Regions from separate parts of the Homo sapiens genome. Here region 1 is linked to region 2. A link is a loop called in an ENCODE intact Hi-C map of the cell type or tissue named here. Cell type or tissue: OCI-LY7. All regions are shown on one strand. Each heading gives the region's core, and the rest is flanking DNA. Links, peaks and the distances in the headings are about the cores only.

The links. A loop is a pair of places that touch in the nucleus more often than their neighbours do. Peaks named below come from ENCODE experiments on the same cell type or tissue, not always from the same donor. Only the 100,000 strongest peaks of a DNase experiment are listed, where the experiment ranks them.
Region 1: a loop joins it to region 2, with 2.8 times the contacts of the local background. A loop is called at or near these places in 2 of 110 quality-filtered maps.

Annotation. Positions count from the first base shown.
Region 1 is chr2:8,426,671-8,443,345 of GRCh38, forward strand. No RefSeq gene overlaps it. Among named protein-coding and RNA genes, the nearest start is that of LINC00299, 110 kb to the left of the region's middle. RefSeq lists an enhancer at 13,731-14,230. In OCI-LY7, for the core only: no CTCF peak of the experiment used is centred there; DNase peaks (open chromatin) are centred at 6,301, 8,861, 9,491 and 12,041; H3K4me3 peaks cover 2,480 bases; H3K27ac peaks cover 2,208 bases.
Region 2 is chr2:8,227,160-8,243,834 of GRCh38, forward strand. The region is part of intron 7 of LINC00299 (long intergenic non-protein coding RNA 299); the gene reads right to left. Among named protein-coding and RNA genes, the nearest start is that of LINC00299, 93 kb to the right of the region's middle. RefSeq lists an enhancer at 2,710-2,889. In OCI-LY7, for the core only: no CTCF peak of the experiment used is centred there; DNase peaks (open chromatin) are centred at 4,942, 6,962, 7,312 and 7,722; H3K4me3 peaks cover 2,892 bases; H3K27ac peaks cover 5,270 bases.

The DNA.
Region 1 (16,675 bases), core at 4,940-12,939, 200 kb after region 2:
TATTTTCCTCGTGATAAGCATCTTAGAGGAAACGCTGCTCTATGCCTATCTTGCACCGCCTAGTTCACTTCCTCACAAACCTCCGTCTTAGTGCCTGTGTTTGCGTCTGTGCTTATGGGGGTGTTGGCACCGTGGAATTCTGCTTTAATGGATGCAGGCTAGGAGAAAAGAATAGAGGCGACTTGATACACAAAGAGTGAAGTTGAGCCAAGCAAAAGGTCAGATGGCCTCGCAAAGCACAGTGTGAATGAAAGCTTCACAGAAGTTCACATGGAGGACTCTGGTGGGAGAAGTGAGTCTCCAGAGACAGGGCAGATTACGAGGCTGGTTTCACCGGGCCTGGCCTGGCCACCAGCACCAGGACACAGCCGGGTCAACAAAGCATCATCGTAAACTCCAGCGGCAGTGGGTTTGGGTTTGGTGCATACTTCATTAGAAAAACTCTCTAGTTTTGTAGACGTATAGGACTACACACAGAGGTTGACTCCTAGTTGTGTTTTTGCACAAATAGAACATATTTAAAACAACACCAGGGGACTGGTTTTTTTTTCCCCCTTTTCAAAGGAGTTGCTACATTACTCCAGTCCAAGAAATGCTACCCCAGACAGTGAGCTTATTGAGGGCAGGGACCAAGTCTCACTTATCTTTGGACTGCTGTTTCCAGCTGGGTGCCTGGCATGTGGTAGGGATTTGACAGAAACCGGTTGAATCACATGGACATCTGGGCGTGTGACATCTGTTGGAGGCAGGATGGATTAATTCTCAGGGGCTGTGGTCGCCCTTGGGCAGAGCAGCTTATGGCAGATGATAGTGAGCCATGCACTTTGGATGGCACAGAGTCACCGAGAGGAACAATTGTACCTCACTTCAGGGCAGCTGTCCACACTAATTTAGAGGACAGCAGTGAGCAGAATGGAAACTCAGGAATGGGGACTCCAGGTCAACGAAATTCCAAGATACTGTCCCATTTTCTCAAGGGATCCTTTATGTATATTTTTAACTTTCTGAATTTTTACGAGTATATATTACTTATTTTTAGGAAAGTTTAAAATACTAAAAAGTACAAGGAGTAATAGAACAGACACTCATATTCTCAACATCCAGAATTAACAATTACAATTGGCCCTCCCTACCCACGGGTTCCCAAATCTTCACAGATTTAATTAACCCAAGATCAAAAATGTAGTTAGAACTACGATGGTTGCATCTGCACTAAATATGTACACTTTTTTCCCGTCATTATTCCCTAAACAATACAGTATAAGAACTAGTTACACAGCATTTAGATTGTATTTGGTATTATAAGTAATTTAGAGATTATTTAAAGTAGAGGGGAGGACATGTGTAGGTTATATGCAAATACTACAGAGTTTTATATCGGGGACTTGAGCATCTGAGGATTTTGGTATCTTGTGGGATCCTGGAACTAATCCTCCATGGATACCAAGGGATGACCTTATTAACATTTTCTCTAATTTGCATCAAATCTTTTTATGTATACACATTTTGAATTACAGAAGTAATATGGATATAGTATCTATTAAAGTAGGAGGAGGAAGAAGAAGAAAGAGAGAGAAGGGAAGTAAGGAAAGAAGGAAGGAGGGAGAAAAACAGATAAGGGTAGAGAACTAATCACACATAAAGCAGAAGTGTGCCAGGCATGGTGGCTCATGCCTGTAATCCCAGCACTTTGGGAGGCCGAGGCAGGCAGATCACGAGGTCAGGAGATCGAGACCATCCTGGCTAACACGATGAAACCCCGTCTCTACGAAAAGTTCAAAAAATTAGCCGGGCATGGTGGTGGGTGCCTGTAGTCCCAGCTACTCGGGAGGCTGAGGCGGGAGAATGGTGTGAACCTGCAAGGCGGAGCTTGCAGTCAGCCGAGATCGCGCCACTGCACTCCAGCCTGGGTGACAGAGTGAGACTCCGTCTCAAAAAAAAAAAAAAGCAGAAGTGACTTTTCAACCAGTTCCAGGACTATCGAGCTTATCTGCCTCACCTTCTTTTCTGAAACAACCTCCCTCCTAACCTTTTTATGTTCACATGCATATATATGAATCCATCTATGTATGCATTGTTTTGTGTGTGCTTAATTTGCATGAATATCACACTCAAAGTTCTATTCAACTTGTTTTTTCACTTATCACTATAGTTCTGAGTATCTATTCATGTTGACGTATACAGATCTATTTCTGTCCTTTTAATACTGTGCAGTATTCCATCTTATGAAAATACCACACGTCATCTATCCAGTTCTCTATTAAAGGACATGTAGGCTATTTCAAATATTTTGCTATTAGAAACAAGGCTACAATTAACATCTTTGTCCATGAGTTTGTATGCATTTGTTGGAATGTTCTTCTAAACTGTATGCCTAGAAATGATATTGCAGAGTAGCTGGGCCTGCATGTTTTTAGTTTTACCAGATATTGTCAAATTGCTCTCCCAAGTAGCTCTGCAAATTTAAACCTCCTCCAACAACGTGTAATGCCCGTATTTGTGCAAAAACTTGACACAATCATACTTTAAATGTTTGCCAACTTCCCTCATGACTTTAAGTTTTGGTATCTTGATTTCATATGCAATTTAGATATACAAGTAAAAGTGAACATTTATGTGTATGTTTACTAGCAGCTGTGTGTTTCTCATCCATGAGATGACTTCATATCCTTTACCCATTTTCCACTGCATTTTTTCTTTTTCACTTGTAGTTCTTTACATACGTTAAGTCCTAAACTTTTGATATTGGTTAAAAATTAACATTTTTATAGAGTCGTTGATCATGGAGAGAGTTTAAATATTGATATTGGCTAATCGCGTCTCGTTTCTGAAAGTTCCCTCTGTATCTTCTTCTGTAATTTTACATTTTTTATTTTTCAAATTTAGACACTGAGTCCTCCTGGGATGTCTGTTTTGTATGTGGTCTGAGTTAATGGTGATCTATTTTGTCCATAAGCAAAGACAGTGATAGCAACATTATTTATTAATAGTCCATGCCACTGCACTCATCTCCCAAGCTTCCCTTTCACATCACAAACTCCCACATGTGTCTCTTGTGTGCTCTTCCTCCACCTGCCTGGCCACCCCTGTGCTGGCTCATCCTGCTTCCATTCCTATTGCTTTATAACATGTCTTGATGTCTGATAGAGAAAAATCTCTCTTATCCTTTTCCTTTATAATCGTCTTGGCTATTCTTGCCTTTATTCTACTATACACATTTTTTATAATTTCATTTGGACGTACGAATAAAGGAATTACAATGACTTGGATTTAAATTGCATGTGAATTACAGGTTATTTGGAAAGACCAACAGCTTTACAAAAATAAGTCTTTCAATCCACCAATGCCGTATGTCTCCCTCCATTCTTGTCCTTCCAGGTGGGCTTTTATCATTTTCCCCATGAAGATGTTATATCATTTTGTTATATTTGCTCCAAATTTGTTATACTTTTGTTTCTTTTGTAACATAGATATTTTTTCTTACATTTTCTGCTTGGTTCTGACATATACAGGGGTGGTTCAAAGGGAAGTAAGATCAATTATTTTGCAGAAGCAAAGAAGCTAAAGCTAGTTCTTTGGGGGTAGAAAGCAAGTGGTTGGAAGATGGGCCTTCCAAGCAGAGGTAACAGAAGACCCCACTCAAACTACTATAAGCAGCTTGGCTGGGCTGAGTGGAGTGGCATGGAAGCTTAGTGGGAGAAGGTGAGATCCAGTACGTGGGAAAAGGCCAGGCCGCAGTGGGACACAGAAGTCAAGCCCATGACTGTGATGACGGAAGGGCACAGTTTCTCTCCATCAATCCCCCAGTTTGACCAATGGGGCTTTCTCCAAATTTCTCATGGCCCTGACTTGTTTTGAGTAGCCAGACATGGACGCAGCCCTGGCCTTAGAGGGAGCACTGCCTTAGTAATGCAGAAGGAAAGAAAAGAGCTAATTACTGGACTTTTAAAAATGAAAATACACTTTTGGACTTTATAGAAGAGATAATAGTTTCAGAGAGCAGACATAAAAGTAGCTTGGGACTAGACAAAGATTCTCAGACAGGGCAAGAAAGAAGAGAACCAGAGGGGAAGCCAGAGGGTCCAGACAACTGGAAGCAGACGCTGGAGGTGTTTCCAGAAGATCTGAGCATCAGGAGGACCTGGGTTTGCCTCCAGGGGGTCCCAGTGAGCAGTAGGAGCCCAGAGCCCTAGGGGAGATGCATGTCCAGGCAGTTGGGCCCAGGACAGCCTTCTGGGGCTTCTGGGCGTGGGCCTAGGAGTCTCCCATAAGAGGTGGAAAAGCTTTGGTAGTTTCCCAGTTCCCAAAGACCCCGAGGTATTTAAGAAAGCAGAGCCACGTAACCTGTGGTCCCAAGATGGGGCTGAAAGCAGCTAAAGGAGAGATACCTGGCAAGGCCCTCTGCCTGAGACCGTCCATCAACAGCTGGGCCCAGACCACATTACACAGTCACAGTTGTCAGAGCTAGCACTCATTCAGCTCCTACCGTGTGCCATTGTTTTACGCACTCACCATAAAGTGACCCATTTAGCCAGTACTGCCCACGAGACACGCAAGAGAAGAAGAGGAGCCCCTGCCTAGGCCCATGCATTAGGGAACAACATGTCACAAGTGCAAACAAATTTACATATAAAGAACATACATGGAAATGCCTTGTCATTCATGATTGGTACTCAGCACTGACACAGTGTGGTTCATCTGTGGTTGGCTGAATAATGCCCCCCCTAAAAAATATGTACATCCCAATTCCCAGAACCTGTAAATGTTACCTTAGATGGGACTTTGCAAATGCAATTAAGGTAAGGATTTTAAGATGGGGTCATTATCCTAGATTATCAGGGTGGGCCTGAAATGCCATCATCACAAGTATCCTTATGAGAGAGGCAGAGCAAGATTTGACACACAGGGGAGGGGAGGAAGCAATGCAACCATGGAGGAAAGATTGGAGTGGTGTGGCTAGGAGCCAAGGAATGCAGCCTCCGGAAGCTGCAAGAGTCAAGGAACAGAGTTCCCCTGGAGCATCTTGAGAGAGTGTGGCCCTGCCAACACCTTGACTTCAGCCCAGTGAAAGTGATTTCAGACTGTGGCCTTCCAGAACTGAGAGCAAAGAAATACCTGTTGCTTTAAGCCACCCAATTTGGGTAATTTAAGAGTAATTTTTTAAAGGAAATTTAATAGGTCATCCTCAATCCTCTGCTCTCATGACTAATGCCATTCAGGCCCGGGGAGGCTTCTTCACACAATTAGACTTGTGTCCTTGAAACAAAAGAAGACTGTACCCAATGGCCATGAAAGTCTGAAGGCTGGATACAGATGCCACTTAGGAGCACTGCAAAAGATGAACAGTGGAAACAATTAGATGAGAGGAAAGACAGAGGGATGCCTCTCTCCAATCCTCCCTCTCAGAGGGCAGCTCTACCGTAGATCCCTAGAGGTGCCAACTGTCCTGTCCTTGCTTCTACTCATGTTCCAGTTCATGGTTCCAGAGATATACACAAATCGGTATGGTGTCTGCAGCAGATGGTGACTGAGGAACATTCTGCAACATTAAATGATTCATACTACTGTCACATTCATAGATAGGTGGATATAGACATCATATGCATATAACATGACACTAATCTTTTACATGGGCAACCAAAGGACTATTGAACACTAGAATTGCAAGGAGTTGCTATTAAAACTGTAATAAGGTATTTATTTTTCAAAAGTAACTAAAAACTTCACCTGTATTATTATAATTTGATGTTAATCGTTGAAATGTATTAATTATAACGTATACTTTTGAGCAAATTATGTTAAACAATTTGAAAGAAAAATAACTTTTTGAAAACATACATGGAAAAGAAATAACTTTAATGTCTTGAATTAAAATATTTTTAAATTTATATTTTAATGAAAATGTATTCAAATTTTGTATATCTTGAATACAATTGTATTTGATATTTTAATCCTTTAGATCTTTACTGTTACCAGAACCCAAATTCTGTGGAAATCTTAAGTATAACAATATAATTTGTTATGTTGCTAAAATGATGACAAGAAAATTAAGTTTCACGTGGAATGAATATACGATAATACATAAGTTATGTGTCTTTATTGCTCATCCAAACATCACTGGCTCCTTCAACAACACAAGAGTTCCAACATGGAGGAGTCTTCTATCAAGGTAGATACTTAACAAATGTTCACTGAGTGAGTGAGTGAATGTGGGTGAGTTTACATGGCGGTAAAGCCAGATAGTGCAGGTCCTTGATCACTGGTCAGACTTTAGCCAGGATGTGATCAGCATAGAGACTCCTCTTGCGCAGGGGAAAGATGCTATTAGAGCAATGTAAGGGAGATTAATCGAACATTTGGATGCAAGAGAGGCTGGAATTAGGAGAAATCAAAAGTAATATAACTATGCACTTTTGCTTTCACTTTTAACTTTTATGTTTTCACTTCTTTTTTTTTTTTTTTTTTTTTTTTGACAGAGTCTTGCTCTGTCGCCCAGGCTGGAGTACAGTGGCGGGATACGGGCTCACTGCAGCCTCCACTTCCCAGGTTCAAGCAATTTTCCTGCCTCAGCTTCCAGAGTAGCTGAGATCACAGGCATGCGCCACCACTCCCAGCTAAATTTTTTTGTAGTTTTAGTAGAGATGGGGTTTCATCATGTTGGCCAGGCTGGTTTCAAACTCCTGAGCTCAAGTGATCCTCCCACCTCGGCCTCCCAAAGGCCAGGGATTACAGGCGTGAGCCACCGTGCCTGGCCTGTTTTCACTCTTTTTAAGCTGTGCTTCTTTTTTCTTTTGAGCCATGGGCAGGAATGCCCTGACCTCTCAGGTGCAGGTGTGCAGTACTGCCCTCTGGAAGGAAGGCCTCTGTAAGTACTGCCCTCTGGAAGGAAGGCCTCTGTAAGTACTGCCCTCTGGAAGGAAGGCCTCTCTGTAAGTACTGCCCTCTGTAAGGAAGGCCTCTGTAAGTACTGCCCTCTGGAAGGAAGACTACTCCAGCTGTTGGGGGTGGCTTGGTACTGGGGAAGATCATGGACTTGGAGTTTCTCAGGCCTCATTTGAGTCCCAGCACCACCACTTCATTTACGGGGATTCTTAGGCTCCCATCTTAACTTCTCTGGACCTCAATTATTTCACCTGTAAAATAGAGACAAGGCTACCTCCCTCACGAGGTGGTTGTGACATGAGAAACGGTGTGCAAAGCATAGTTAGTGACTAGGAAATAGTGGGTGGTCAATAAATAGCAGCTGCTACGTTCCTTCAGGCTCCAGAGCCTGCACGCTGCGTGCAGATCCCATACTCCAGACCCCTGCCGCAGAAGGGTGGGCCAGGAAGCAGCAGCTTTGCCTTAACCATAGCGAGAAGCTTGTCAGAAGTGCAGGGTCTTGGCCATTTCCCCCAGGCCAACGAATCAGGGACTGCATTTCAGCAAGCTCCCAGGTGACTGGTGCACAAGATGGAGTCAGAGAAGCATCTAGAGCACTAGTTTCTAGTCCTGACCACACATTCAAATAACCTAAGGAGCTTTAAATAACCAGTGCCCCAGCCCCACCCCAGACATATTCATTCAGAATCCCAAAGAATGGTGTGAGCCTGGGCTTTATTCAAAAGCTCCCCAGGTGACTTTACTGTCCAGCCACAGTTGAGCCCCACTGGCTGCATCAAAATACATGAAGCCTCAGGACATGGTCTCATTATGGCTTTGGTGGACTCTAGGCACCTTTGCCTCCAGGAGTCCCTTCCTATGTAAAATAATATTAAAAATTAGTTTACTATGTCTTGGTATAAAGAGAAATATGTTAATACTATATAGTAAGATATTTTCTTTAACGTTTCCTTTTTAAAATTTTTTTTATTATACTTTAAGTTCTGGGATACCTGTGCAGAACGTGCAGGTTTGTTACATAGGTATACACGTGCCATGGTGGTTTGCTGCACCCATCAACCTGTCATCTATATTAGGTATTTCTCCTAATGCTATCCCTCCCCTAACCCCCAACCCCCCAACAGGCTCCAGTGTGTGATGTTCCCCTCCCTGTGTCCACGTGTTCTCACTGTTCAACTCCCACTTAGAAGTGAGAACATGCGATGTTTGCTTTTATGTTCTTGTGTTAGTTTGCTGAGAATGATGGTTTCCAGCTTCATCCATGTCCCTGCAAAGGACACGAACTCATCCTTTTTTATAGCTGCATAGTATTCCATGGTGTATGTGCCACATTTTCTTTCTCCAGTCTATGATTGATGGGCATTTGGGCTGATTCCAAGTCTTTGCTATTGTGAACAGTGCTGCAATAAACATACGTGTGCATGTGTCTTTATAGTAGAATGATTTATAATGCTTTGGGTATATACCCAGTAATGGGATAGCTGAGTCAAATGGCATTTCTGGTTCTAGATCCTTGAGGAATCGCCACACTGTCTTCCACAATGGTTGAACTTATTTATACTCCCACCGACAGTGTAAAAGCGTTCTTATTTCTCCACATCCTCTCCAGCATCTGTTGTTTCCTTTTTTTAATCTTCTGATTCAAAACACAAGCATTAACACATTTCATAGGTCCCTGAAAGTGTGCAGGCCTGAGGCATTGAGCCCCTGGATATGTTGGCCCTGCTTTGGGATATTATATAAAGGTAAGGGTGGAAAACATAGTTAATGAGAGAAGAGAGTTCTTCATGGAGCTGTAAAGCTGATGGCTCACAGAAAACCTGATCCAAGGAAGAAGAGGGAGGAGGAGAAGAGGAAGAAGAAAAGGAGATAGCAAAAAAGAAAGGAGGAAGGGAAGGGAGGAAGGAAGGTCCAGATTTTAATAAAATTCTAACCTAATGGAGGAAGTGCTGGGCGGGGTGGTCAAGAAACACAAACACCTGCATCTGTACAGCTATGATGAGGAGTTAATGCAAACAATGTCTACTGCACACCTCTATCCACTCATCCATTCTTTTAATCACTCGTTCTTTTGTTTCTCCAGTTCACAACAGAACCCCACACATATGCAAAACCCTAGCAATTTAAAGATGCAGAAACTATCATCCCTTCCTTCTATGGGCCAAACACTTGAGTCAGGCAACCCCATCCATGCCTGGTTTATTTCATTACTTTCTCAAGAATGTTAATGCAAGATTGCTGGGATGACCACACTTAATTAAAGCAACATGACCAAGAAGAAATCCCCAGGAACCACGTGGAAGTGCAGCGAAAGCTTCAGATATTCCCCCTGTAATTATAAGTTGTGTGGCCTGACAGCTGCTCCCAAGAGAGGCTTTTTGTAAATTATTTTTATTATTATTTTTTTAGAAATCTGGCATGAAAGGATTGGTTATAAAGGCGAATCCTTGCTGGTAGAAATCTTGAGTGGACTGTCTCCACCCCGTAGCTGTCCAGACATAGAGAAGAGGTTGAAAAGAGAGCAGAGAACTAAACAGAGACCACCCCACATAATGGAAGTCAAAACCAGTGGAAATAAAAATTTGCCTTTTCATGAGCACTTTGTTAGAAGAGGAAGTGAAGAGAAAAGTAGTATTCAGAAGTTGCATTTAAGCTGAGTAATTAGAAATACAGTACCACCATTCAATGCACAAAAGAGCAGGGAGTTTGGATGTGAAAATTAAACATTTTGAATGTGAAAGTTTCAGTAAACAAAAGATTAATTACTATATGCATCGACTTTTGCATTAAAAAACAGCCGCCAGGCCTGCATGCTTCTCTGTGATTTCCTGTGTAAAGGATAACTCTAAACTATGAGTTTTCCATAATGAGATTTTTTTAATATGAGGAAATGTATGCAAAATATATGCAGGTGGTAACATTTCATAACTAAGATGCCTTGCCAGGCAACATGCTAGAAATCACTGAAACTCAAGAAAACGTGTTCGAATCTAAATTCACATTTGGTGAATACTTTGCTTGTTCAACACACTTTATAAATACTAACTAATGCTCCTGAAATTGATGTAATGTATTATTTCATCCATTATAGAAGCAGAGAAACTCATCTAAAGAGACCCAAATGCATCAGAGAAGGAACATGGCCGAATGGGGCCTGGAAATCTCAAGTTCTCAGAAGCCATCCTCTCACTGACGAGGTCACTGGGAAAGGACCAAACAGACCATTGCAGTTTTGTGATCCCCAAACCAGAGCCGCACCTGGGCTGGGGTGGGCCCTCAATGAATGTATAAGGAAGGGAGGGTGGGAGGCAAGAGGCAAATAAGGGAGGGAGGAAAGGAAGGAGGCAGGAAGAAATGAAGTGGAATGGGATGGTAGAACAGACAGGTTTGGGGGTGTCATGGTAAACCCCTCAAGAAGTTATTCCAAGGTCTTTTCCAGGGCAAAGTGATACCGAATAGTGTAGCTTTATTAGCTTGATGGTGAGTATTAAAGGATTTATTGTATGTTTTCTAGAAATCTTGAAAAAATATAAATTTCTATGCAACAAAAAGGCTATTGATTCACCAGATCTTCAAATCTTGTCTTTCTCTATCTTCATTGAAGTAAGTCTTTATCCACTTCTGCCTTTTAAAATGAGTCGATTTTCGGCCTAAGTTTCTCCTCTCTTCTGGACTGTGAAGGCTCCTAGGTCTTTCTCAGAGCCCTGGTCACTCCCAGTGGGATTACCATCTCCGGCACTGACAGGTGTCTGCCCTGACCTCCGTATACACGCACAGACATGGATTAATATCAATGCAGAGAGAACGCACGTGCATCATGTGCTGTTCATTCAACTGAGAAGTGAAGGATGGCATCCCCATCACATTCCCAGAGTGCCTGATCCATTACAGAGCATCTATAAATAGCCATCGAGAGAGAATTTGGCATTGGAGAGCACAGCATTCACCCCCCAAACATGCACAGCTGGCAATAAGGCCCAACACCATGGCAGGTGGAATACCAGAGGCTCCCATCAGGCTGTGGTGTGCAACTGTGAGAGCTTCCACCAGTGGGGAACTGGACAGACACCACGAGTATAATGCCTAAGACTCTGGAGAGGTTCTGGGGAAGTGGTCATCACAAGGATAATGGAATTGAATGGCCGTTGCTAAGTGGCATCATTTATTGGAGAAAGACAATGAAAGCCTGAGAGTTATTAATCACCAACCTCAGGTGAAGCGTGTGAGTCAGAAAACCTTCCTGGCAGCATATAAGTAGGTAGGCTCACATCTCCTTCAGCCAGATGGCAGGAAAAGCTGAAGAGCTGGCTTAGGCTTGAATTACAAGGGCAGAAGAGCTCCAGAGATGGCTGAACTTTCAGCCCTGACAAGTCTGCCATGCCAGCTGAGGACCTGGTTGTAAAGGAGTGGGACTCTAATATTTGGGATGGGGACATCCGGGTCAACATCCCCCCAACAACTGTGAGAACACTCTGGCCTTGCAGAAGGGTCTCTCTCCTCCTTGTTAAAGGCTAGTGCTCCCCCCACTTGAAAAATGCTGCAAGGCAGGGGTCCCCAACCCCTGGACCATGAACCAGTATCCATCCATGGCCTGTTAGGAACCAGGCCACATAGCAGGAGGTGAGCAGCGGGCAAGTGAGCATCACCACCTGAGCTCCGCCTCCTGCCAGATCAGCAGCAGCATTAGGTTCTCATAGGAGCACGAACTCTGTTGTGAGCCGCACAGGCAAAGGATCTAGGTCACATGCTCCTTATGAGAATCTAATGCCTGATGATCTGTCACTGTCTCCCATCACCCCCAGATGGGACCATCTAGTTGCAGGAAAACAAGCTCAGGGCTCCCACTTATTCTACACGATGGTGAGTTGCATAATTATTTTATTATATATTACAATGTAATAATAATAGAAATAAATTGTACAATAAAGGTAATGTGCTTGAGTCATCCTGAAACCACCCCCCACCCCCAGTCTATGGAAAAACTGTCTTCCACAAAACCAGTTCCTGGTGCCAGAAAGACTGGGGACCCCTGCTGCAGAAGCTCTGCCCCACAAGACAATGTGGGCATCTCCCTGATGCATGCACCCCTGGGCCTCTGCCCCCACTTCCCCTCCCGCTAACCGGGCTGATCATGAGGTTCAGGTCACAGCAGTACATAGATGGGGAAGTGCAGGAAGTGCCTGCTACAGGAAGAAAGGCCCCCAGAGAAGCTGCAAGACCTCATGGAGAGGCATGGGCAGAAACCAGGAGAATGTGTGGGGCTGGGTTCTGAGGGTACAAGACTAAGACGGTCAGAACCTAAGCTTGGAATAGGGAGAGTTTATCAGTGTGGGCCTGCCCTTCCATGATCCAGGGTTGTAAACTCTGGCAAGGCCCCTAAGCAGTGCTAACGTGCTCTAGGAGGGCTCCTAGGAGCCTGAAGGAAGCAAAGGTCCATACTAAGTTAAGCAGAAATGCCTGGGCCGCCCTCCTGCCCATGAAGGAAGGGACAGAAAGGCTCAGAGGAGTATGCCCTCTAGAGCAGGTCCAGCACATCAGCTCGGAAAGCCAGCCACGCCCTTCAACCAGAGAACATGCCAGTTACCAGCTAGATAAAGAACGCACTGCTGAGAGGGAGCCTGCGGAAACAAGCGGGGCGGCTATGCTGTTGTTACAGAATTGGACTCTTGAATGCAAAGGAGGCCAATGGAATCCCACAACAACAGAAGCTAGTGTGTCATTTGGCAGGGAGCAAGGTAGGCACAGTGACACAGGGCATCAAGCCCAGAGTGGCAGCTGGAGCACCTGACCCCATCTGCAAAGGGTAGATATATAGCAGGAGAAAAGGGCACCTCTCAATCCACACACCCTTAGCAAAAGCTTTTCTCAAGGGAAACTAGTCAAGAGGCTTCAGGAAAATGACCAATAGAAAGCTACATTTCAGCCCTGGAGCTGAGCTCATTTTCAGACCTGGAACCCACTGACTGAGGGAGAGGGTGAGCCCCGGGAGGAAGGACCCTCCAACATCACAGCAGTGTCTATACAAACATTCTCCCCCATCACAGCAGTGTCTGTACAAACATTCTCCCCCAGATCGTCCACAAAGAGACACATGCCATGTGAGGACCACTGGGCACAGGATCTGAGGCGACACTGGTACCTAGGGACCTAGGCCTGGTCCTGAACCCTCTGTTAGAGTGGAGGTGTGCAGGGGCCGGTTTTGAAGGAAGAGGTAACCAAACCCAGCTCACAGTGACTCCCCTGGGTCCATAGACCCAACCAGGAGCCCTTTCCCCAGCCTCCAAATGTAGAATTCAAACTGACTTTTGAAATTGGTAAAACTGCCACATTAGTTCCTAGGAGTCGGTGGTAGGAACTACCACCATGGGGAAGTTCAAGTGGAGGCCCCCCACTCCCAGACACACACATCAATGCAGGAAATCAAAAATAATATCACATCCCAGAGGAAATGCCAGAGATTAAACACCTAGAGGATGCGAGGGCTGCACCCAGCACACCCCTATTTAATTCACGTCTGGCCCTAGAAAATCCCGACAGACCCTAGAGGATGACAATGGACATCTGCAACTCGATCAGGCAGTTGCTGTTTGTAACTGGTGGGGAGCAGCTTTCCTGGTGCAGGTGAGCTTGGTGGCCTGTGGCCCAGGAATGCAGCCCATACCGGGTGAATGCATTCTTTTCCACTCTTATCAGGAAGGAGAACCAGAACAGGCTGCGTTCATGTGGGACACCTGGCAGGCTGCTTGGGAGAAGAAAGCAAGATCAGAAGATTGAAGCGAGCTCATGGGAGCAGCACATCATGGGTGCTGGGCATGGGTGCAGAGCGTGTTCACACCCGCCAGAGCGCAAGCACCACTGGGAAGAACTAAGCATCCAAGTGTGCAACTGGCCAGCTGCTGCCAGCCCCTATCACTGCCACCATGGTGCTGACACAACAGGCAATTTGTTGACTAGAATCAAATCATCATTCACTTACAGCCTGACCTTTCCTGCCCAAGGGCTTCAGCCAGCTCCAATGCCCAAGGGCCCATGGCATGTTTGATTTGCCAGCACATGATCCCACAAAACATTGCATCAGACCAAGTGTCCGACCTTGCAACAGAGGTGGCACAGCATGGGATCATGAAATCCGTGGCCATCCTTTTGGGTCCTACCACCATCCAGAAAGCTGCTGGCCTGATAAAACCATGGAACTGTCTTTGAAAGATGTAGCTGAGGCTGGGCACAGTGGCTCACACCTGTAATGCCAGCACTTTGGGAGGTGGAGGTGGGCAGATCACTCGTGGTCAGGAGTTCAAGACCAGCCTGGCCAACATGGTGAAACTCCATCTCTACTAAAAAATACAAAATACATGGTGAAACTCCATCTCCACTAAAAAATACAAAAAAAAAAGCCAGGCATGGTGGTGCATACCTGTAATCCCAGCTGCTTGGGAGGCTGAAGCAAGAGAACTGCTTCAACACAGGAGGCAGAGGTTGCAGTGAGCTGAGATTGCGCCACTGCACTCCAGCCTGGGTGACAGAGTGAGACTCCATCTAAAAAAAAAAAAAAAAAACGTAGCTGAAACACCAGCTTGGAGCTGATCCACTGCAAAGATGGCACACGGCAAAATCAATGATCATCAAATAGTACTGTGTCCCCAGCAGGTAGAACACGTGGATTCCGAAACAATGGGCTGGATGCAGGTGTGACCACACCATTACTCCCACTCCAGGAATCTGTGCTCCCAAAAGGGGCCCATGTCTGCACTTTGGGCCCCTTGCAGCAAGCATCCAGTAGGCAAGGAAAGGAACTGCCAACCTGGGGAATCGCAGGGGGATTCTCAGGAGGATGAAGCTACTGCACAATGAAGCTACTGACTCCATTCGGCACTCAGGAGATCCATCAAGGTGTCGCCTTGGACTCTTTCATCCATATTTGATGGTGAATGGACAAGAGCAGCAGCCAAAGCCAAAGGAGGACGTGACGACCAAGGGCTCGGGCTCTCAGGCGTGGAAGTCTGGACCACCCAACCAGGTAGGCCACCTAGAAATCGAGGTTAGAGATGGAGAATTGTCAGCACAGAGGCAGTGGTTGACATGGGGAGAGATTACAGGAGCCTCAGAACACAGTGAGGAGACGCTGGCACGGAGGATCAGTAGGAAGAGGCGATCGCATTGATCAAGCTAATAAGAGTCCGAAACAAGCAATGCTGTTGTGGGAATGGCCCAGCCTATCACACCATCAACATCAATAACAACAAAAAAGTTAACGACCCACAGGACTTGCAATCGTGAATGAAGAAGTGTGATGCTGCTTTGTCTCTGTCAATGTTTACGCGACTGGACAAATTCACTCATTCCTTGATTATCATTCATCTCTTCGTATTGGGGTGCTTTGCTGCCTTCTCCCCTCAATGATAAAAGAGGATAAAATTCAGTTAATACGTGCATTTTCATTACAAGACAACTAAAGAAATTACCCTTATTTTACTTGATATGTTTTTACACTCTGAGGAATTGGGATAATTTGGGAAAAGTGGCAATTGTGGGAGGTCCCACACCTGCCTGCTCTCTGCTCTAGCACCTTTGGGGAAGCACATCTGTCCCCAAGAACTGCCCACGTGCATGGAGCCTGCAGGCAGCCCTCCAGCCAGCGGGAGACAGTTCTGCTTTAGAGACCCACACATTTGCAAAGGAAACCACATCAACTCCCTTTGCTCACCAACATAGTTCTTCATTCATAGATTCAACCCAAAACCATCAGGTATTTGAAGAAAATAAGTAAATAAATTGTTAGAAGTCTAGATAAAGAAACAGGACAACTGACCCTGGTGAAAAGAGGAATAATTATTGGACAGAAAACAACTTTAAAAAGATGTAACTGGCATGGTCAGAGAGACTGGCTATGCTGTTATAGCCATCCCCAAAGAACTCACTGCTTGGGGAAAGGAGGAAGCAGAGAACAAGAAAGTACCTTGGCAATTTAGAATCTATTTGTGAATATTAAACATTCAGTATACAGGTTAATTAAAATTTGAACACAGCTAAAGACCAAGTTACTAAAGACCAACAGCACAAGCTGCAAAAGACAGAGAGAAAGAAAATATGAAAGGAAAATGAAAATGTAGAGAAGCTAAACCCAGAAGGTTCAATATCACCTAATCTATCTCCAGAAGCAGATAACAAAGTGCCAGGAAGGATGAGTTAAAGGGCGTTTAAAAAAGACCTACATATGTCCTGTTAACATTTCAGAACCCCAAGGCTAAAATAACAACTGCAAATACTTCTAGAAGGAAAAAAGAAACCTATAAAGAATAAGAAGTAACTCGGCCTCAGATTTATCAGTAGAATGTAATATTAGAAGACAAAGGAATAAAGCATTCAAAAATTATAAGGGAAAATTATTTTGAAACTAAAATTACATTCCAAACTATCAATCAAGTGGGGCAGTGGAAAATAAAGATATTTTAAGAGTTGTAAGACTCAGAAAGTTTTACTTCCCTTTCTGGGAAAAAAAAAAAAAAAATCACAGAGCAGTAAATACTCACCAGGTACTTTTCTTAGCACTTTTCATGTATTAAAACTCCTTGAATCTTCACATCAACACTATGGCATTATTAATATCCTAATTTTACAGATGAGAAAATGTGGCACAGAGAGGGTTACACTCTGTCAAAATGAAGAAGAAGCTCAAGGAAAACGATGCTATGCAATTTAACTCATGGTGAACCACGGAGGAGATCAATGATAAGAAATCTGAGATTGACAGCTATACCCTGTGCCTAGAAAGCAAGTGACCAACTAGAAGAGA
Region 2 (16,675 bases), core at 4,712-12,711:
ATTCTTCCTCTCTTCTCTACAGCATTGACAAGAGTTTCTGCTGAATGCTTCCTTTGTCAGAGCAATTCTCCTTGATACTGTCAGTTTGTTAATCATCCCACTCCCCTTTCTAGCTCAACCCTTTTGATTGTTTTTTAATTAGTTTGGTTGACCAAAAAAGAACAAGAATTTTAATCTTAGTTGCTTTGACATCATAAGGTAGCATTAATTGTGATTGCCACAAGCCCAACTGAGATGCAAAGAGGTGCAGAGACACCATTTCCCCTGTTGGTAAATACTTCCGATTTTTGCAGGAGCACTTTCCCATCATTGCAGAGTATCAAGGGAGAAAAACCCAGTCTTCTTCTCCTGCTGGAATTCCCAACAAACTCCATTACTCAATGAAAGATAGCCATCGATGTTTCTATGCAGGATTCCTTTCCTGCTTTTCTCAGGGAATGTATGTATTTCTGAATCCCAAGTCCTAAGAAAAATAAGTTGTGAAAACAGGAAAGCTGGAGGAACTATCATAATGTTCCTACAAGAAATAGAGTTAGCAATCAAGACATTATTTGTTCAGAGGAAGCCACTGATTCAAGTTAAAAAACAAGAGCAGAAAATGTCTTATGTAGAGTCCAACATTAGGGTCAAACTTTCTGGAAATCAGGTGGGGGCAAAGAACTGAGAAGCAAGGTAATGTAATCAGTTGGTTTTGCTCATAGCTGTTACTATAAGAGTGAGTTCTGGCCCTGTCTGCTGCAAATGGTGTGTCATTGTTACAAACAAAATAAATATGAATACCTTTATACACAGAGTACACTTTACACAAATCCGATGACTGGTGTTCTAAGAAATAACAAATTTTGGAAGCAAAATAAATCCTTAACTTGGCAACACTGACATGATTCTGTGTAGTTCTGTTAAAAATGCTGGGAGATCCAAGTGTTACATTATTGGAATAATACCCCAAGATATTCCTTAGCATTTTCCAATGTTTGAATATTTACTAGAGGCTACAGTTCTTTGTGAATACTTTAATAGGAGAAATGCAAAGATAAGACATCAATGTGGAATACTTCTACATGAAATCAGAAATTGATATGAAATTCAGATTAGCAAAAGTAAGATGGCTTTCGAAGGCAAAACCAAAATGAGGACCAGTAGACAAACTATTTTCACTGTTAAAATAGGAGACAAGCAACATGCCCCCTAATAATCAAATTGAGGGTGCTTTTGGAGGCACATTTATAATTCGACCAACTCGACATGAAATAGAAAAAAACTGTGTGCATCTTAGGTATTTGTTACAAAACATGGATCAAAACTATTGCACATGGCAACTGATGTTTTGAGTGTTTTAAAATGTTATTTTTAAGAATGGCAACTTTTAGATATTTAATATTTTGATAATATCTTTCCACTTTTAAATAATTTTTATTTGGCGTATATTTTGTGTTAAAGTTCTCTTAATGTTTTCTATTATGGAATGGTTCTATCAAAAAGAGATCACTCTTGCAGTTATGAAAATATTTCATCTTGTCAGCAATACATCACTTCATAATCATAATAAACCATGCATTTGCTATCATATATTTTGTTTGCAGAAAGTTTCTGAAAGTTTTATCATAGCACTATTAAAAATGATTTACTATTTATTAGTATGATCACTTATAATTAATTTAAAATATTTATATAAAATATTACTAAAAAATAAAGACTAACTTACAATTTCAGGGATTCCCTAGAATTCTCAGGAATTCCAGCTTCTTATTCTCAAGTCCCAAACATTAATATTTCTTGGGAGTGTGAAAACACTACGTACAATGGTGCTTATGTAGATCTTGTAATGTAGATTTTGGCAGACAGAAAGTACAAGTTTCGCCAAGTAACATTATCCAGCATCGTAATAAATGCTAATATGAAAAGGCAAGCAAACTTAATAAGATTTATAAAATGAAAGCCACATTGCTTTGATGATGTGATAACGTAAAGGTAAAATGTCTCTTCCAACTTGTAGTACTTCTTTAGAGCTAACTTTTATTTCACTTAGAAATGTGTGGAAGAGTTAATCCCTATAAATAGTAATAATTATTACTGAAGTAGAAACTTAAATCCTTTGAAATTTAGATTCTAAACTAACATGCATTCTTTAAATCATTTTACACATGGTATCCCTTGATATTGGTGGTGAGAAAAAAGAATGAAAACAAAGAAATAGAAAAGAGGCAGTTCTTATATAATCTCACAGAAAAATAGATTTCCTTGAAAACAGTTTTTGGAGAGAAGCCTTGGGTCTGAAATAATTCAATAAAATAAACATCCTCTGAGCTATTCCTAATTTATCTTTACTTGATGGTGGTTGCAGATTGGATTCTCCAGGAAGCAGATGCCCAGATGGAGGTTGAGAGTCGATTCGCTTTGTTAGAGACCGACACCTATTAAGCAAGAAAAGGGAGGACGCAGGATTGGGCAGGGTAGCTGGCAGAGAGCAACGACAAATGATGAAACAAAGTCTCTGCCAGGGAGATCCAAGGCTAAGGTTGTCTTTGAGAAGTCCCATGTGGGGCAGAGTCGGTTCTTTCTTGTTACCACAACTTTGCAGGGGCAACCGGTAGGGCCGCCCTGAGAACAGCATGACTCAGCAAAGCTGAGGCAAACCTCCAAGCAGCTGCAGCTGGAGACTATGAGTTAGCCACACTCTACGCCTCAGGAAGCAGGTCCTTTTCTTTCTCTTTCTTTCTTTTTCTTTCTTTCTTTCTTTTTTTTTAATTTGAGATCTTGCTCTGTCACCAGGCTAGAGTATAATGGCGCAATCATAGCTCACTGCAGCCTCAACTTCCAGGGCTCAAGTAATCCTCCCACCTCAGCCTCCTAAGTAGCTGGGACTACAAGTGTAAGCCACCATGCCCAGCTAATTTTAAAATTTAGCTATCTCACTGTGTTGCCCATTCTGGTCCTAAACTCCTGGGCTGAAGCAATCCTCCCATCTAGGTCTTCCAAAGTACTGAGATTATAGGTGTGAGCCACCGTGCCTAGCCAGCAAGTCCATTTTTTAAAGGGAATCTGAACAGCACATCTCTGCATCTGCCAGACAGTAAATAAGACCAAAAAGGCAACAACAAAAGGGGTCTTATGTTCTTCCTCATGAACAACAGAACCTCAGTAACCACTTGAAAAGTTCTTTAACAAGTATAATGTATATAGAAACTTTTTAGGAATTAGAACTACTTTTGATATGTGTGTCATAATAAAATAGTAGCAAATTGAAGTATAAATTATATTCTGGGATATTGATGGATTCCAATATATGTAAATTTCTTACTAAACCAGAAAAGTATAGGAATGTTGGCACTAGATTACTGACATTAATTGGTGTGCAGCAAATAAAACTATATATTTTCTCCATCTCTTCCTGGGGTCACCTTGTATTTGCAAAGGCTCACAATGAGATAATAGGCCAGATTTGTAAAAGGTACTCTCCGTTTTGGCCCAGGCAATTAAACAGAAACACAAAAACTGCCCCCACAATTGCCTAATTGCAGGTGCAATCAGTAACTGGCAGGTGCAATTAGACAGGAACCTCATTCAGGAGCTGTGAGTGACAGATTAGTCAATTATTCAATAGTAGACACAATGATTTTCACATGCAGTTTTGTATTCAAAGCTACTCATAGACTTTAAAATTGATAAATGATGGGTAAGACTCATGAAAAAAGTCTTTCCCAAACTAATTGTCTATCATTACCAAAGAAGAGACTGATTTGATTCTTGACCTCATCTATGAACTTGAGTCAACAAAAGAGAACAGTCCAATCCCTGGCTTAACCCAAATTTCTTAAGAATCCTTTGAAGAATGAGAAATTCAGGATCGTCTTAGACCTTCTAAGGCCTCTCCTCACCTTAGCAGATCTTTAATACTCTTTCTGTCAAAGCACATGACATTGGAGTCAATCTAAAACTTGCCCTGCATGAATCATTTATTCAGCAAAAATTGTGAAGAACCATCTCTGTATCAGGGACTGAGATATGAGTGATAGGACATGATCTCTGCCAAGAGGTAATGAGATGCAATAATTGAAGAGATGTGAGGGCAGAGACAGAAGAGAAGGAACCCCACCCCGCCTAGAGTAGACTGGCAGACTCCATGGGATAGGAGCAGGCATTGGACAGAGTCAAACAACAGGCTTCAATGCAAAGGGGTATATATTTATGTGAGAGTATAATCACCTGTCAATCATCAGGGATAAAATGCCATCTAATAATAGCATATTCCGTTTCACAAATTAAAATGAATAATTCTTCTTTAAAAGGATGATTCTACTACATTGATTAGGGTAAACTAAACGCTTTACTAAATATACCTAAACATAGTTTTGACTCAAATGCCACAGAAATCCATTTAACAAGATAATAGATTTCAAGTCAAATAATCAATAATTTTATCAAGTATAAAAACACTACATACCATAAGTGAAAGACAAAGATCATCAGCCTGAATTTACAAAAAGCACAATCCAACTATATGCTGCTTATAAGAAACATACGTAAGTATAAAAAAACAGAAAGTTTCAAATAAACAAATGGAAAAAAATATACCATGTAAACATTAATTTTAAAAAAGCTATTCTAATCACAGAAATACCAAAGGGTACATTTCATTATGACAACAGGATCAATCCAACGAGAAGACATAACAACCCTAAATGTGAACACACATAATAATATAACCTCAAAATATATAAATTTAAGAATTGGTAGAACTAAAGGCAAAATAAATGAATTCACAATCACAGTTAAAGACCGTGAAACACACCCCAGTAACTGATGAAACAAGCAGCCATAAATATCAGTAGAGACACTGGAAATATGAACAATACAAAAACATGTGATGTAATTAGCATGCATAGAACACTACACCCAACAACTAAAAATACACGTTCTTTTCAAGTGCACTTATTCTAGGGCTAGCTATGACCTACTACTGAGGCATGACGCATTTGGTATCTCTGAATGCCCCAAGCATTCAGTGAGGCCTACTGACTTTGGCTAGATAGAATCTGAACATCTCCCAGACCTATGCCAGCTCTAGGAATCACAGACTTTACATCTTCCCTGTCCTTCTTGCCTGGCATCATGGAATTTCATCCTCTGCATGTTCACTTTAGTGATCAGCAAGGGAACCAAGAGAAAACCAGCACAGATCTCTGGCACTCTTTCCCTGCATGGCTCCTTCTAGTACCCTGTCCCACCAGTTCCAGCATCTCCACCACCTTGAGCCCTGGTCTCTGTCTTCTCAGCTCAGCAACACCACCATTCTCTGCCTGGAATCCTCTCCCTACACTGAGGTTGAGAAAGTGCTTCCAGGCGGGAATCCATGGCTGTTGGTTCACCTCATTTGTTTCCGTTACCTGCAGTCTATACTCCAGGGTCTGACAACAGTTGTTTCATAGAGTTGATTCAATTTTCTACTTGTTTAGAGCAGAATAGTAAGTTTGGGCCCCATTATTTCACTATGGCTGCCTGGGTTTTTTTAATCCCTTTAAAATATTTTATTGATCATTGATGTGTATGGGCTCACTAAACAATTTTGATAGAAGCATTTTTGTCCAGTTTCACCATTCTAGTACTGTTCATTTTTTATATTGCTGAGAATATACTTCATCTTTGTGATGCCATATACAGATCAGCTCACACAAAGTCATTAGGCTATGAAGGGCAGAAATCTTAGAATCTTGCAGTAGTTGAATTCAGATCTAAAAGGGTACTTAAAAGGTCTATTCCAACCCCTCATTTTCAAAAGTGAAGTAGTAGAAACTGACTAATTGTTCATTGAATCTGTTTCCCCTTCTTCCTGGCCAAAACTAGTATGTATTCACCAGCCTGATGTGCAATTAAGTATGGCCATGTTACTCATTGCAGCCAATGAAATGTGAACAGATTCTTCAATTCTTTCTTCATCTACCAGCTCGATTACTGAATGACCATGTGGAAGTCTGGAGAGCAATAAGAACACCCAACTGGCCTTTGTACAAATAGGCATCCTATCTACTTTTAAAGTGTGAAACCACTGGGAGTTGGCAGCTGCTCTTACCTTCATAGATGCATAAATGGGAACTGATGCCCAGAAGGGAAAATGACAGAGTCCATCAGTCTAAGATACTTTTCACACCCAAACTGTTTCCATATTAATTCTATAGCAAGGGCCAAGACCAGGCCTGATGTGTTGTTGAATCATTTTTCAGTACCTACAATAGTGCCTCTTCTTTTTCTTTTCTTTTTTGAGATGGAGTCTCATTCTGTCACCCAGGCTGGAGTGCAGTGGTGCAATCTCAGCTCACTGCAACCTTCACCTCCCGGGTTCAAGCGATTCTCCTGCCTCAGCCTCCCGAGTAGCTGGGACTACAGGCATGTGCCACCATGCCCATCTAATTTTTGTATTTTTAGTAGAGACAGGGTTTCACCATGTTGATCAGGCTGGTCTTGAACTCCTGACCTCTGATGATCCGCCCGCCTCGGTCTCCCAAAATTCTAGGATTACAGGCGTGAGCCACTGCGCCCAGCCAATGGTGCCTTCTTAATGTAGCTTTTCAATTTTTATATACTATATGCCAGTAGAATATGATGAAGGGAAAAAGGCTCATTCCCTTTCCGTATGCCCTAAAATAGCAGGGCCCAATCAGTAAATACCTTCATAACGTTTACCCCAAACATATCTGGCCAAGCACATGAAAGGGAAAAAGATCTTCATCAGAAATTGTAATCCAGAGTAGGCTGGGGGACTTTTTATAGTAGTGGCTATTTGCCCAGGAATTTTTAAAGAAGGGTAAATTATGAAGCTGAGCGAGTAATCAAGTACACCTTCATCTGAAGATTTAAATACCCATAGGTAGTACTCTGTGCAGAACTCACAGATGCCAAAAGTCAATTGTCTCTACCAGATAAGGACCTTGGTCATGTAACTTAGCCTCTGTGCAGCTATCAACTGGTTGCCCTTCAACTCCAAATCCACCTTTCTTTGACCTGCTTTGTAATACTCTAAGACTCGGCGTTGCCCTCTGAATAATGGGACATGACATTGACACTTGCTTTCTCTATGTCAAAGAATTCCTTGAGGATCAAACACAGCTGGGCACCAACGCACTGCATATGGTGTCAACAAATCACCTCTGTGTTATTATCATCAGCACACTCGCCCCAATCCTGGGGAACTATTTCATGTCAATACTTCTCTCACAAGAGGGAATTTCTGTCCCGGAAACATGTCAGCCCTGATGACACACAGTCATATGGAAATAGGAAGCTAACAAGCATTTCTCCTCTCTCCAGTCAAAGCAGCTGTTTCTACACCCTTCTGCTTTTGCACCTGCCCCCAGTGCTGTAAGTTCTATGGAAATTCCACCCTGGTGTCAGCTCCACACTGAGAGGAAGGAAGGAAACTCTTCCTCAGGTCCCTCTGACCACTGTGGGAACCAGTGGTCATCAGGGTTGAAATGTTTCCATGTTCAGGGGATGTAGGATGGTTTTCTCTCCCTCTTCTTTTATTGAAATAAGCTCTCAAGTCCTGTCATGAAAAGGTAAAGCTTTCCTTTACAGGTAAAGTCCTGCAAGACAGGGCTTGAGAGCAGCACCATTTCTGAGGCTATTTATACACCCACAGTGCCCAAGGGTCAGGTGCGGCCATGAGCATAAAGCCAAACGACTGAGCTCTGACAAGGCTGACTGATCACTCTCCGCAGATTAGTTATTTTCAAGGCAAAGAAGTGCAGGTGCATGGCTTCCTGCAACTGAAATGACTTGCCCAGTGAAGACAATGCAGGCACATACGTCGTGCTTCTCTGACACAGCCAGTACAGTGCAGAGAAAGTCTCTAACCACAAGCTGACCAGGCTGTGGCCTTGTGGCCCCGGAGTCCCAGTCTCCCTGCCAAAGCCCAGATTCATGGACCCCACGCAAAAAACAGGTGTGAGGCAGTGAGGGCGGTGAAATGGTCTCTATTGTTTTTATAATAATCTCTTCTCGTTTTCTATACGGCAGCTTTCATTCAGTCCATTAAATGCAATTTCCTGGCATCACCCAAGCTTGAAAGGCCAGATCAAAAGTACAGAGTGTCCCAGCTGTGTGGTCCTCGTTCAGACCGAACATTAACCACAGCCCTTGCAGATGATTTATTCCATTGGAGACATGGAGACACCCTGTGTGCTTCCTCTCTATGGGATTGGCTTTATTGTTCTCCCGGCACTCCAGTTGTGCAGACATTTCCTTCATGTGCTCGTCTCTCCTACAACAAAACAATTTTGCCCCTCCTTTGATTTTACACCTGTAGGGCACATAAATGGGGAGGACCTTGTGGAGCTGGGAGAGCCCATATAGCTCTGACAGACAGACAGACACACTGCCTGCCTCTGTGAAGAAAGTCCCTTTCAACCTCATGTTTTGGGAAATGTAGTAACTCAGAAAGCTGAATTCTGTGCCAATGATCACATTTTAAGATTATATTTAAGGAACCTAAAAGGGAAGATGCAATATGCTTGGTACACAATAGGTGATAAATAAATAGCAATAGTCAAAGTAATGGGGAAGGGCAGGGTGCAGTGGCTCATGCCTGTAATCCCAGCACTTTCGGAGACTGAGGTGAGTGGATTACTTGAGCCCAGGAGTTTGAGACTAGCCTGGGCAATATAGTGAGATGTCATCTCTACAAAAAATTTTAAAATTAGCCAGGCCTGGTGATGTTTGCCTATAGTCCTATCTGCTCGGGAGGCTGAGGCGGGAAGATGGCTTGAGCAAGGAGGATGAAAGTTGCAGTGAGCAGAGATCGTGCACTGCACTCCAACCTGAGAGAGAGAGTGAGACCCTGTCCCAAAACAAACAACAAAACAAAAAACAGGAAAAAAGGTAACGGGCGTTAGAGGAGCATGAGGGCTGAACCAAGGGCCCTGACTGTGACTGCAGCATTGGGCGATGGCCCCTAGCTTCGTTAGAGCCCAGAATCAGTGTTTGTTTATCTTTTAAGTTCATAATCACACTCATCTTTAACATTTTCTTACACCCATAAAGAGGTGGCAGAGGAAAGAGCACTGGACTAAGGGACCAAGTCTAAGGTCCTGTTGCTTTTCCTCCTTAATCAGCTCAAGTCATCTACCCGCTCTGGTCCCTGTCTGTTAAGATCAGGAAGGATAACCCTGACCTCCTACTTCCCAAGGGTTGTGGCAAAAACTAAATGAGACCAGGAAAAAAAAAAAAAAAGGCTTCAAGAAAGGTAAAAACAGTAAGTGGAAAAAGTTGTTTTTATCTATTAAACAAGATAACTAAAAAGTGTAACGAATCGTTTGGCAAAATCTGAATTAGCTCCAGAATCAGAGCTCTCCATGAGGACAATTGCTTTTCCCCTTCAAACACTTGCATGTGGCTATTTCAGCTTTATGGCCCTTGTATGTGGCTACTTCCCTATGACAAAGCCAACCACTCATAGGTAGAACTGCTCCATAAGCAGGCTGTCCATCTTTCCATTTGAGTTTTCCTTGAAGGAAATCAAACCATTTTATCCCATACTTTGAAATGGCTGCTGCAGGGCAGGCAGACTGAGGTGGGGGAAACTTGCATCTGTAGAGAATCTCCAGTGATGTAGCCAGGCCTTCTCTTTCTAGGTCTTTCCTGGATCTAGGAGAAAAACTGAGAGTCTGTCACCTTTAAAAGCCTGAAAAGAAGCAGCATCTACTCTCTCTGAGGGCTACTACCTGAGAGGCTTTGTCTACATACTAAGGTCACCTTTGCCACCCAGGCGTCTTCCTTTTCCTTCTCACAATCTGTCTTTCCACTAAATCCTAATTTACCACCATAACCTGTTTGGGGCCATGCTCTGAGTCCACATTCTTTTTGCAACCTCAGGAAGCTTCTGTACCTCATCTGGGCTTGGGGCTTCATTCTGAAGTTTCCCGTGTATACATGTGACATAAATGTGTACGCTTTTTCTCCTGTTAATCTGCCTCATGGTAGTGATTTTTCTGCAAACCTTTAGGGGGACAACCCTTGAGCCCCACACCCTCCTGGAATTTTCTACCTCCAGAATCAGGTAAACTGCATCCTCTTCCTCCAGTCTGACTCTTTAGTAACAACTAAAGCTTACCAAGATTTGGCTGCCAAGAAACCTCTGCATTTCTGTGGAGTTTCTTGAAGACCCTACTATCAGCAGAACGCATAGGAATGGGGTTATAATGGTAGACCAACAGGCAGTAGGGCAGATATTTTGGCTAGATGAACTGCCCTCTATTCATTCGTGCTCTCAGCAACCTGCTCCTCCTCCAAGAACTCTGAATACAGCCTCATTTCAGGAGAAACTCATTTTCAGGAGTTTTGCTGCTGTCACAAAAACTACTGTCATCTGAAACATTCATAAATAGATTTGCCTGCAATTAAGCGACATGAAATAAATGGTGAGGCCAATGATACCAAGAGAAGAGAAGATGTCATCTGTTTGTTAGTTTTTTTAAACCAATGAAGCCAAAGCTTTGGAATGCCCAAGTAAAAATTCAGTGTGTGCAGTGGAAGGCAGCATGACCCAGTTCTCAAACTTTCTTTGCTCAAAGTGCCCTAGCATCTCTGTAATTTGTTCACAGTGCCCTTGTGCCAAAAGAAATTTCTAATGGTTCCCCTTATTAAGTACTTCTTCGGTTATAAGCGTGTATGTCCTAGGAAGCTAGAAGCCATTTGAAAAATAAGACACAAATTGAAAGAAAAGAGGCCATTTTTATTTCATTCTAAAATAGTTATTTACTAATAGCTGTATATATCCTTAGGGCCCCACACAACTTCTCAATCCCTGGACTCAGAGTGGACATTGCTACTCTCATTTCCAGTTTCATACTGATTTTTCCACAATAGGGACTTTTTATCTAAGCCACTTCCAAAAATCCAGCTTTGCAAAGGTATGTTATTAAAAGGAATACAGCAGGACCCACTGTTGAGACTGAACCATCTCAACTAGTAGTCCACACACTGCCTGACAGATGTTGAGTAGCACTGTGTTTCCCTAGAAAACTGAAAAATTTTCGATAACCTGCAGGGCTTGTCTGCATTCACTATAGTCCACTGGGCTGCTTCAGAGCAGGACTAAGAAATCACAGAAATCACAGAGCAGGACTGAAAGATCCCTGGGTGGGGCAACTGAAGGCCTGGGTTCAAATCCTGACTGCCTCCAGCAGCTGTGCAACCTAGACCAAGTAGCAAACCTTTCTGGGGTTCAATTTTCTATGTATAGAAGGGAGGTGAGAATCCCTAAAGCACAACTTACTCTAGAATTCTCCCCTATAAAAGGGTAACTCCAAAGTAATCTGCACATATTTTCAAAAAGATACAGAGAAAGTGTGACCATAAAACTATGCTCCAGTTTCCCAAACCAGTCTACAGATCTCCTTAAAACAGAGACATGAGCTGTGACCACGGCAATTCTGATGTGGGTCTGAGATGGGGCCCTAAATGTGTATTTTTTTAAAGTTCCTCCAGATGATTCTGTTGCCTGGATTAATTTGGGAATCATTTCCTACTGACAACACAGCAAAATCGACAGCCTCGTGCTCCAAAGCACCAAGTCAGCAAAAAATGTTTGTGCATATTAAAATCTATCTCATTATTTGCTTTTAATGATACTTCATTATATTCTCTTTTCCCTTTTAATTTGGTTGCATCACTCAAGTGGTGTGTTTGATTCCCAGTTTCTTGTCAGAATAGCCATGATGCCTCACCCTGCCGCCCTAAAGCTCACAGAGACAGGAAAACCAGAGTCCCCAGTGTGGCTGCACCGGGTCTCCAGCTGTCCGTTTGCAAAAGATACAAAAACCGTTTCATTTTCACAATAATTTTTTTTAAAGACTTCCCCAGATATCTACATTTTCTTTGGCAGTTTGACTTCGATGACACAAAAGTTCAGGGTCAACTTTCCAAAAAATAATGAGGAAAGAGCCAGCCAGCTGCTCAGTTGTGTCCTCACTTTCAATGCTGATTGCTGCAAAAGTACACATGAAATTCTGATGCAGACAAATTGTTCCTTTCTCACTGAACTCAGCTAGAAGGCTGGAAGGGACATTTGGAAAGATGGTCATTCATGGGACTTATTTTTTAAAACATGAAAAAGAAGAGAATTTTAAAGCAACATCCACAGAGTCGAAGTTTAGCTTCACCAACAATTATTTCCTCTTCAGTGAGAGTTAGTGGCCAGTTACAAAGTTCAATGTTTGGGTTTGGGTTTGAGGGATATTTTTTCCCCCACTACTGAGACAAAGCCGTAATCCATGAAATATAGCAGATATCTCATGGACCTAGTTCTGCATGCTTGCAAACATTTGAAATTGCACTTGCGGTACATAAAAGATTTATAATGATCTTACCCACAAATATAAATTCTGTCCCACACAGGATAGAAAGACCTAGAAGCAGAAGCAGTGAACAGCTGAATGTGAGCAGAGTCATAAATTCAGAACACTTACAGCTTTGTAACAACCCTATCATAAATGTGGCTGATTTCAATTTAATTTATAGGACTTTGCAGCCGGGTCCAAGAATGTCTTTTGAAAACTAAGAAGTTAGAAGCAATAACATATAGTTTCTATAGTTTCAGTTTCCAAGAAAATGTCCATGGTCTTCAGGTGGCTCTGATGAGACAACATCCAGGCCATCCTTGATTATGCAAAATGACTTGGGGGAAATCCCTAAATTCATTGCAGCAAAATGCAGGCGTCAAAAGAAGGCTCAGAACACATACTAATGTCAAACCGCGGTGCACATAACAAAGGCTTGGCAGTGGGTTTCCAGGGAAACCATCCGGTAGAGTAGGAAAACCCCAATCTTTTGTAAGACAGATCAATCTGCATTCAAAACCCAGTCTCTCCTCCTTAGCTGAGTAATGATCACATGAGGAGCTGAAGTCCTCTGAAGCTCAGTTTCTCAATTTGGAATAAGGTATTTACTGAGCATTCTTTGCTAAGCACTATGCTAAATGTTTGCTTATATCATCCATCTCAGCTATACTACAACTTCATGGTGCTTTTTAAATCCCACTTTACACATGAGACAACTGAGGCACCCAGAGATGAGCCCTTTTCCTAGATCTGACCTTCTTTTTTTTTTCTGAGACAGAGTCTCGCTCTGTCACCCAGGCAGGAGTGCAATGACGCCATCTCGGCTCACTCCGACCTCCGCTTCCCAGGTTCAAGTGATCCTCCTGCCTCAGCCTCCCAAGTAACTGGGACTACAGGCATAGCCCAGCTATTTTTTTGTATTTTTAGTAGAGATGTGGTTTCACCATGTTAACCAGGATGGTCTCGATTGCCTGACCTCATGATCCACCTGCCTCGGGCTCCCAAAGTGCTGGGATTATAGGCATGAGCCACCGTGCCTGGCCCTTACCTTCTATACATGGAGAAAAGATTTGTACGTAGGCAGTCTGACTTCAAAGTTCTTGTCATGACCATTATACTAAAGTCCTTCACTCTAAAATGCAAGTACCTGGCCGGATGCAGTGGCTCACCCCTGTAATCCCAGCAATTTGGAAGGCCAACGTGGTAGATTACCTGAAGTTAGGAGTTCGAGACTAGCCTGGCCAACATGGCAAAACCCCATCTGTAATGAAAAATACAAAAAAATCAGCGAGACATGGTGGCACACACCTGTAGTCCCAGCTACTCCGGAGGCTGAGGCAGGAGAATCACTTGAACTCATGAGGTGGAGGTTGCAGTGAGCTGAGATCACACCACTGCACTCCAGCCTGGGCAACAGAGTGAGTCTTCCTCTCAAAACTCAATACGTAAATAAATAAAATGCTAATACCTGAATCCACCTCAGAAAATGATGGATTGATGTAAAGTACACAGGACAGTGCTTCTTAGCTCCCTTTTCTGAGATGACATAAAGTCTCATCCACTATTATTTTCAATAATTCACTGCATTGGCCCAAATAAAGTGATGAAATCTGCTAAACTCCTGGCCACTTATCTGCCTAAAATGTCTTCATCCCCTCAACCCTCATCCTAACCTGGGAATCATAGTGTAATGAACCTTCATCCCAGGCAACCTCTGCATAGCCCTCTCAGTTCTAGGGAGATTTTAGGGTCAAATTTTTCAGGTTTTATAAGAGTGTATCTCATCTTCAAAGGAGAGTCTCTGTGTGTCTCCTCTGGGAACTCCCAAATATACTCAATTATTACTTTTTCTAAGAGCAACAGACAGCAGTCAAGCACCCACTACATATCAGGCCTGGTGCCACCTGCCAGAGACACCAGAGCAAGCCCAACCCACACATTACACCCATCGAGCTTAGAGTTCAGATTGGAGACAGCCAGGAAGCAGCAAGGTCAGAACTGTGCAAAGGTCCAGAACGTTCAGGGAAGCAGGGAGGAGCCACCCAGCAGTGGGGAGCCTGGTGGGCAGATAGAGCTTCCTGAAAGATGTGGCCTCAGAGCTGACACAAAGGCTGGAAGGATAACCAGAAGAAATTCCAGGAGAAGCCACCTAGGTAGATGTGGCCAGGATGCACGGCTGCCATCAGAACAGGAGAGGCCCAGCTACAGGGAAACAAATGTGGAGGGCGGGAATGAGAAGAGAGAGGCGCGAAATGGACCAAATATCTCACCAAGATGATGCATCGCTCATTCGCTTAATAGACAAACTCTGGGAAGTGCCAGCACATTCTGTAACCTTACTACAAGCCCTGAAAGTAGAAAAGACGCACGCAGCACAAAATGACTGTATGGCTCTTTGCTCTGGATACAACCCAGTGAAAGTTAAATATAAATGCTTGAGAATAAATCAGAAGTCATATACTTATAAAAACTTATGGTATCAAAATTGCTTTGCAGCAAAACGTAAGACGTTCTAATGGTCTTTGCTTCCCTTTCCCCTGAACCCAGCCCCTGTGAAGTAAACACCCTGTATCCCCAAAACTACTTTGCAAACAATATCTTGCATAGGTCTGATTAACATGCATGATGTATAACGTATTTCTGTATGTGCAAAGCAAAATTCCATTGAGTAAAATGTACTCAGTATCTTAAAGCAAAGAATAATAACTTCTTTCCTCTGAGTCTAGGAGTTAATTTTCATGCTGGACAATTTTTTAATAATGTTGGACACACCATGGGATTTTTGGAAGTTCATTTCGTTTTGAGACTTCTTAAGTTATAATTTTTCTTCTGGCTCAGATGGATCTTTTATCTGTTCTACCCTTAATATTCCTGCTAATCTTAGTATAGAAAAGCTTCATAATTTGAAAAAGAGAAGTTTAACAAGACATGAGGCTGATTGTTTGCACAATCAGAACATCTAATTGAGCTATAGTATTCTAAACCATGCTTGCGTGCAGGGAGATAATTTTTCCTTCATTTCCTATTTTATCAGAAAATTAACCTTCATTTAAAACACTGTGGTCTGAAACACTTTTATAGCTACATTCTCTCCGCTGTTCAAAAGAATTTGAATTTTAAATTTGCCATCCTGGTCTTTAAAAATGAAACAAACTGCGGACGCTTTGGGAACCAGGTGTTTATGATCAAGGAGACATCAGAATGTGACCCGGGTCCAAAGCACTGCTCCTGCCAACCAAGGGGACTATGCTACCAGATCTGTTTTTAGTTTTTCAACCTTTGGTGAAATAATGAGGCTCTGAATTTGCATAGCAATCTTTTTGTCTGAGAACCTAACAGCCCCGCAGATCTTTCATTTCATTGCACAAACATTGGAAGCCTTTATTAAGTACCTCTCTGCATGGAGAACTCAGCTTGGCCCCAGACAAGCCAGACTTGAATCCTGCAATGATGACACAGAGTTGGCCATGGTACAAATGAAGTTAGGTAATTCATTTGACACACAGTTCACTAAGCACTCATGACACGTATGTAACCAGAGTGGGCCCAAGTTCATCTGGGGTCACCTTGTCTTATAATATTCTGGAAAAAATACCCAAACTGTCATTTCAGAGATTGCTGATATTTCTACCAGGAATTTAGTCTCCATCAAAATATTTCTAAAGATTTTGAGACAGAGTGAAGGGTAGGAGGGGGCACCGTCTCACATCTAGCCCTCTGTTATAGGTTGAATTGTGTGTGCCCTCAAAATGGATCTGTTCAAGTCCTAACCCCGGGCGTCTGTGAACATGACCTCATTTGGAAATAGGGTCTTTGCAGATGTAATCAGGTTAAAATGAGGTCATTAGGATGGGCCCTCTGTCCTTATAAGAAGAGGGAAATGTGGACATAGATGCACAGCAGATGCAATGTAACAACAGAGGCAGAGACTGGAGCAACACAGCCGCAAGACGGGAGTGCAAAGGATGGCCGGCAACACCAGAAGCTGGAACAGACAACAGAGAATTCTCCTTCACACATGAGAACACGGACAGCCCCAGAGATTAGCCTTTCGCCCAGCTCTTGCCACTTACCCATGGTGATGAGATCTGCATGCAGGCATTCTGACTCCACGGTTCTTGTCTTGACCATCGTACTAAAGTCCTTCACCCTAAAATGAAAGTAACTGGGTCCACTTCAGAAAGGTTTCAGGTTTCAGAGAGAGTGAACCCCTGCCAACACCTTGATTTTAGACTCCTGGCTTCCAGAATTCTGAAATAATGAATTTCTGTGGTGTCAAGCCACCCAGTTTGTGGAGTTTTGTCATGGCAGCTTCAAGAAACAAACACACCATCTCAGTTATG